Linked DNA regions of Homo sapiens: region 1 is linked to region 2. The links are chromatin contacts, found by Hi-C in ENCODE. All regions are on one chromosome and are shown on one strand. Each heading gives the region's core, a stretch centred on a gene start or an enhancer-like site at or near the end of the contact. The rest is flanking DNA. Distances are from core to core; before and after follow the strand shown. Region 1 holds the start of KIF21A (kinesin family member 21A). Region 2 holds the start of LINC02406 (long intergenic non-protein coding RNA 2406).

Region 1 (3,074 bases), core at 72-2,571, 300 kb after region 2:
GGGAGAATTTTTAGAATAATTTTCTGGAAAGACTACAAGACTGGGAGATTGTTAATAGTTCCTAATTCCTTGGAGTGTAGATTATTTTTATAATCCTTAAAGCATAAATAAGGAGAAGTGAATTAACAGTAGACTCTCAGAGCTGTGAAAGCCACGCACTTACTCTAGGATGAATGCTTCATTAATTTTTCACACAGTGTGATGATGTTGCAATTTTCCATGAGCAACTATCAGAGCTTTCCTTCTTGATAAGTATCAAAACAGCCGAAATTACATCGAATACTCGTGCCTGTCATTGGCCGAAATATAATTTCAATACTAGGATGTACCTAGTATTTCCAGACTCACACCCTGGCCTGGGTAACGTTACGATTACATTGTATCCACCCTGCCTAATGTCAGTATGTTTCACACAGTCACCCATTTCACCCTTCCTCTGGCTAAAGAGTTTTCCTCCTTCTGTAGACCTCTCCCCAGTGGATTTTACCTTAAATTCCACTCCCATTCCAACACCCAAGAGGCTAGATCTGTCTCCTCTACCCACACGCGGGGGCATGTCTAGATCCCCGTGATGCTGAAAAAGATGTCTCATTTGCACAGACATCAGAACCCGAGTGGGCGCGCGGCGGGCCCTGCGGTCGCCGGCGCTGATAGTCAGATGCTTTGTCTCCTGCCTGGGAAGGCCGGAGCTGCATGGACACGTATGACAGACATTCTAGAACTAATAAAAAAGAACACCACAGCCCCGCGCACAGGCAGCTCCTCCCGGACAGGCGATAGCCCAAGGCGGCCAGACCTGAGGTGACTGATCCCGCGAGGGGACGGAGGGGAGTGACGAGGGCTTTTCCCCCAGAGAAGTCAAGACGCCCCCCAGGGACCCGGCGCCGCGCAGCCGCCAGCCACCTGCAAACACAGACGGCGTGAGGGCGGCGCAGTCGCCCTGCCAGCACCCGGCCGCGCGTGCCAGGCCAGCGGGGACTCACTGCCTCAGTTTCCTCAGCCGCAGAACCCGGCCGGGACGCCCCTCAGGTCGCTCCACCCCGGTAGCCGGTGCTCCGCGCCACAGCCAGGTCCTTGCCGCGCCCTCAACCCGCCGCCCGCCGCCCGCCGCCGGCAGACTGTCCTCACCTGACAGCCACCCGCACGGAGCTCTCGTCCGGGGCGCCCAACATGCTGGCGGCGGGCAGCGATCGAGCCGTTGGGCCTCGGCACCGCAGAGCTGAGGCGCCACTGGGGCCGCGGGACTCGGGCGCAGTAGGCTGGGGCGTCTGCGGGCGGGCGGCCGGCTCACCTCCGCCGCGCTCCAGCCATGTTGGGCGACTGAATGGAAAGGTGGCGGCGGCGCTGAGGCAGCAAGAGGAGGAGGTGATTCACGGCTCGCGGGCGCCCGCCCCTTCTCCACCGCTCACCCCCCAGGATCTGGGGCGGGGACAAAGCGCGCTTGAACGGCGAGCGCGCCTGTGGAGAAGCCAACAGGCCGCCAGCGGCCTCAGGGCGGCCGGGTGAGTGCGCCCTGCCCCCTCCGGTGGGGACGCGGCCTCCCAGCGGCCAGGCTGGGGACTCCACGCCCGCCAGGGCGCTCCGGGCTCCTCGCCCCGCACTGCGTCAGCCGCCGCCGCGCGGCTCAGCCCCACCTCGCCCTCCCCCAGCCTGCGCCCCGCCCTGCCCTCGTCGGGACACTGCCTGGCGCTGCTGGGCAGGGAGGCGAGGGGGAGGGATGCCTGCCGCCGGCTGCCCTCGCCCGAGGGCGACCAGCCTGTGCGCCCTTCCAGGCTCTTCTGGGAGAAGGAAGCAGCTAGTGCACGCGCTGCTGCCAGGTCCCTTCTCAAATCGAAGCTTGATTCAGCGGCGCGCCGGGAGCCAGGCAGCTGCTGCTGCGGTTCGGCTTTGTGTCCCACGCATAGCCTTATTGTCCTCTCTGCAGCTTGGACTTTGACCCCCTTCCCTAGCCCCCAGCTGAACGCCCTCCCTCCTCCCTCCCCGGAGTCAGTCATTCATGCTAAACGGACTCCCAGGTTTGTCCACTGTCTCTGGACAGCTGGGCTGTTCTACAGTTCATCGCCCGTTTACCAGCTCGGGTGGGATATGGAAATGATTTATTCGAGACTCCTGAATGCTTTTCTGTTCAATCATTTGTACACTGGTAAATGAACTGCACCCTGGTACTGCCAAGTGTTCCCAGAACTGAATATATCCACCAAGACCTGCTGTGTAGTAAATCCTTCCAAACTGATTTTCTTTCCCTTCTGGCCTTTAAAAAGCACCTCCCAATCCCAGGATTCTCTCAACATTGACCCATTGTGGTTTCTGTTTGTCACTATTGTGCTTCCACATGCCTTCAGATAGCTCTGTGGAAACAGCCTTTATTAGCTTTGCCACAGAGTATCTTTTGTGGACTGCTCCATACATCTCTATAAACAAACATGTGGCTTCATACGAAATAGTATCACAAATTAAATGGCACTATCCAAATAAAGGCACTACCTCAAATGCCTGCAATCTACAATCACATACCTAATCATCTTGTTCAGCAGTGATACAGCAGTGTGGCTCAGAGAAGGCTGCAACACTATGGGAAAAACAAGAAGTGTTTGATGATTTAAACCCATGGGAAGGCCGATGGGGTATATAATTATAGATAGTTTTAAATTTATTCTGTCCCTTAATCTCACTACCCCTAAATCTTAACAGACATGTAACTGGGAGGTAAAGAGGGCAGAGATGCTGAGTATCCTTCTATAGATCAAATTGGTGGGAAAGCTCTCCTCTGGCTACTCTTTGGAGGGCCTTTCCTAGCCTCAAAATTTATCCATCAACAAATCAGAGCTGCATTTCACCCTGCCCTGGCAAGCCCATATCTGGGTGGATCTGGGCTGGCCACCTTGCTTCTTTTGTTGATGAAAGCTGCAAGGAAAGCAAGAATGGCCCAGCACATTTAACAAGAAAACTAAAGAGAAATTTGTATAATTAAGACCCTCTTTTTAAAAAAAGTTCTTTTTTATTTTATTTTATTTTGAGACAAAGTCTTGCTCTGTCACCAGGCTGGAGTGCAGTGGCGTGATCTCGGCTCACTG
Region 2 (2,993 bases), core at 208-2,707:
ACCTGAGTCTAAAACACACCTCCAAAAAGTCGCTTTCAGTGGCCACCTTACCCCTCCTCATCTTCCCTGGAGCCTGCTCCCCCTGGTTTGGATCAACTTCTATCAGGCACATCCTTCCCGAACTGGACTTCCAGGTGTTCAACTCCCTCCCTTCTTTGTCATGTTCTCAAAGGACCTCAGTCCATTATAATGTCTTCTTTCCCCCACGCCCCATCATTGCAAGCTGTCAGTGTAATTAGTCATAACATAGGCTGTTTAATACCTCTTAGATTTAGTTTTCTGAAAAGGGATCGTTGCATCTTCCACAGACTGTGGAACATAGAAAAATTCTAGCGTTCAGCGAGTCAGTGCATCCCTCTGAATAGTCACCAAGATACTGTTTTAGTTTGGATATTTAAATTATGTCAGGTATAGATCCCTAAAATTGGAGATGAAACAGTGAACATGACTTTCTATTTTCTTGTATGGTGGTAAGAACACTTAATATGAGATTACCCTCTCAACAAATGCTGAAGTGTGCAATACAGTAAGGAGTATCAGATGTGGGACAGTCAAAAGAGGATCTAAAACGCAGGAGACGGAGGTTAAGCAGCGGTTTCCCGGGACTGGGTTGTGCTCCCGAACGTTCGCAGGTTCCAGGACCGACCGCTCACCCCGGCGGCAGCCGACCGGGTCCCCACTCAACGCCGAGCTACCCCGGCTCAGCCCCCTGGCCGCGAACTGGGGGTCCAAGTGGGAGCGGACCTTGCGCCACCTGCCCCGCTCGCGGGAAAGGCAGTAGGAGGGAGGCGACTAGGTCTCTAGCGACAGAATCCGCACCTGCCCCACGTGCCCTGGCTGCAAGTCGCGACGCCTGCAAACAGAGGGCCCAGGGCGCCGGGACTGGGGAGGGGCGGGCCTGGGCGGCCCAGCCGGTCCCGGAGAGGCCGCCACAGAAGCCGGCCCCGAGCCCTGGGGCACATTCTGGGGAGGGGGGTGGGGTTCCGCGGCCCTTATCACTACAGCCCAGGAGAGAACCCGGTTTTGAGCGTGGTTTCCCCGCCTGCCCCCATTTGCACGCCGCGACTCTCTTTTTTAAAACAAGAGTGGAAGAGAAAGGCGCCAACTTATGTCCCTCTTGCTCTTCGGGGCTTCATGAAGGGACCTCCTACCCACACCCACGCCCAAACCCGCCACAAACTCCAGAGCGGGACAGAGTCCGCGACCTTCAGACGACCCCGGCGCGAAAGCGCGCGCCCACTCGGAGTGCCCCGAGCCAGCGCCGGCGAAGCAGGTGGATTCGACCGCCCCCAATTCGTCCCGCTTCAGCACCCGAGTCACTCCCGTTCCCGCCTCCTGGTGCTGGAGGACCTCACCCAGCACCGAGGGGCACGGACAAAACGGAGCGGGAAGTGCCCAGTTCTTGACGTCGGATCCGTGTTCGCGGCCGGCTCAGGGTCCGGCGCTGAGGACGCGTGTGCGGGGTGGTCCGCCGCCCCGGAAGGTCGCGAACTCGCCGCCTCCAGCGCCGGCGCCTTAACCCCGCCGGTCCCGGCGCCAAAGTCCCGACAGTGGCGGACGCCGGCACCAGGGGCGATGGAGAGCAGGCGACACCGAGGGTGTCCATCCGGTCCACCCAACCTGGTGCAAGGCTCTGGGAAGCGCGCTGACAGGATTTCAAGGCCAGAGTTAAAAAGGCGCGTTCCGTGGTAACATTTTAATCCACTCACTGCCAGCTGCTGCCACTTCTCTTGCTACTGCACACGGAAAGCCCTCTTCCACCTCTCTCCATTTCCCCAATTCTATAATACCTCCATTTAGTTTCATGTTTGTTTTGCTTTTGCATATTAAAAGATTTATAATAATAGTTCTGACGCACAAGGCTTAAGAGACAAGCTATATAGACTGCAATCCGATTTTATAGGCTTGAATCCACCGTCGGTTGGTTATGAGATGCTTAGAAAATTATTTCCATTCTCTGTTCCTCATTTTCCTCACATGTACAACATGGATAATAACAGTACTGATCTCATAAGGTTATTTGGAAGATATGGGCATATAGCACAAATTGCCTGATGCCGAGTAAGCACTCAGAGCTCTCCTCCTCACAGAACTGTAATGTATTACAACTGAAAGAGCTTTAAAAACACGATTTTCTGAGGCTGAGCGCAATGGCTCAGGCCTGTAATCCCAGCACTTTGGGAGGCCGAGGCGGGCGGATCACCTGAGGTCGGGAGTTCGATACCAGCCTGACCAACATGGAGAAATTCGTCTCTACTAAAAATACAAAATTAGCTGGGCGTGGTGGCACATGCCTGTAATCCCAGCTACTCGGAAGGCTGAGGCAGGAGAATCACTTGAACCCGGGAAGCGGAGGTTGCGGTGAGCCGAGATCGCGCCATTGCACTCCAGCCTGGGCAACAAGAGCGAAACTCCGTCTCAAAAAAGAAAAAAAGAAAAAAAAAAAACTAAACTAAACCCACGATTTTCTATTGTACTGCGAATTTGTCGATTAGGGATGGGTGGGAAACTTCTGTTAGTGATCGGACTTTCAGGCTGGGCAACCTGGGTTGCAGTTCTACCTTCACCTCTTACAAAATGTGTGACCTTGGGCAAGTCACTTCACCTTTCTGCACCTCAATTACATCCTCTGTCAAATGAGATAATAGCTCTTGTTAGTGAGGACTCAATAAGCTAACATTTGCAATTAATTTAGAATATTTACTATCAAATGTATATGCCTTTATAAAATGTAGAATTTACCTTTTATAAGGAGGTAACTTGTAATTCAAATTCTATGCAAATCCATCAGAATCTCAGCCTTATTACAAACACTGCTAGCTACATTTGCAATGTACTCTAACCATTTTCATATTCTTTCCTTTCAACAAGCAATTACAAGTTAAACATGATAGTTAACATTTTCAATGACTGTAAGTAATAATTTTGGGAAAAATACTGAATACCGAATTATACTAGTTGAGGTATAAGATGTTAGTGACAATGTTAATTAT

What was found. A loop is a pair of places that touch in the nucleus more often than their neighbours do. Pooled maps may share reads with other maps.
Region 1: a pooled map shows a loop between it and region 2 (5-fold over the local background). The contact joins the promoter of KIF21A here to the promoter of LINC02406 in region 2. A Hi-C loop is called at or near these places in 1 of 50 pooled maps.

The regions. Positions count from the first base shown.
Region 1 is chr12:39,441,799-39,444,872 of GRCh38, forward strand. KIF21A (kinesin family member 21A) reads right to left here and starts at 1,322. Exons shown (of 38, transcript NM_001173464.2): 1 at 1,129-1,322. The coding sequence starts at 1,172. RefSeq lists enhancers at 263-332, 1,151-1,651, 1,933-1,992 and a silencer at 953-1,852.
Region 2 is chr12:39,144,013-39,147,005 of GRCh38, forward strand. LINC02406 (long intergenic non-protein coding RNA 2406) reads right to left here and starts at 1,458. Exons shown (of 3, transcript NR_183477.1): 1 at 1,356-1,458.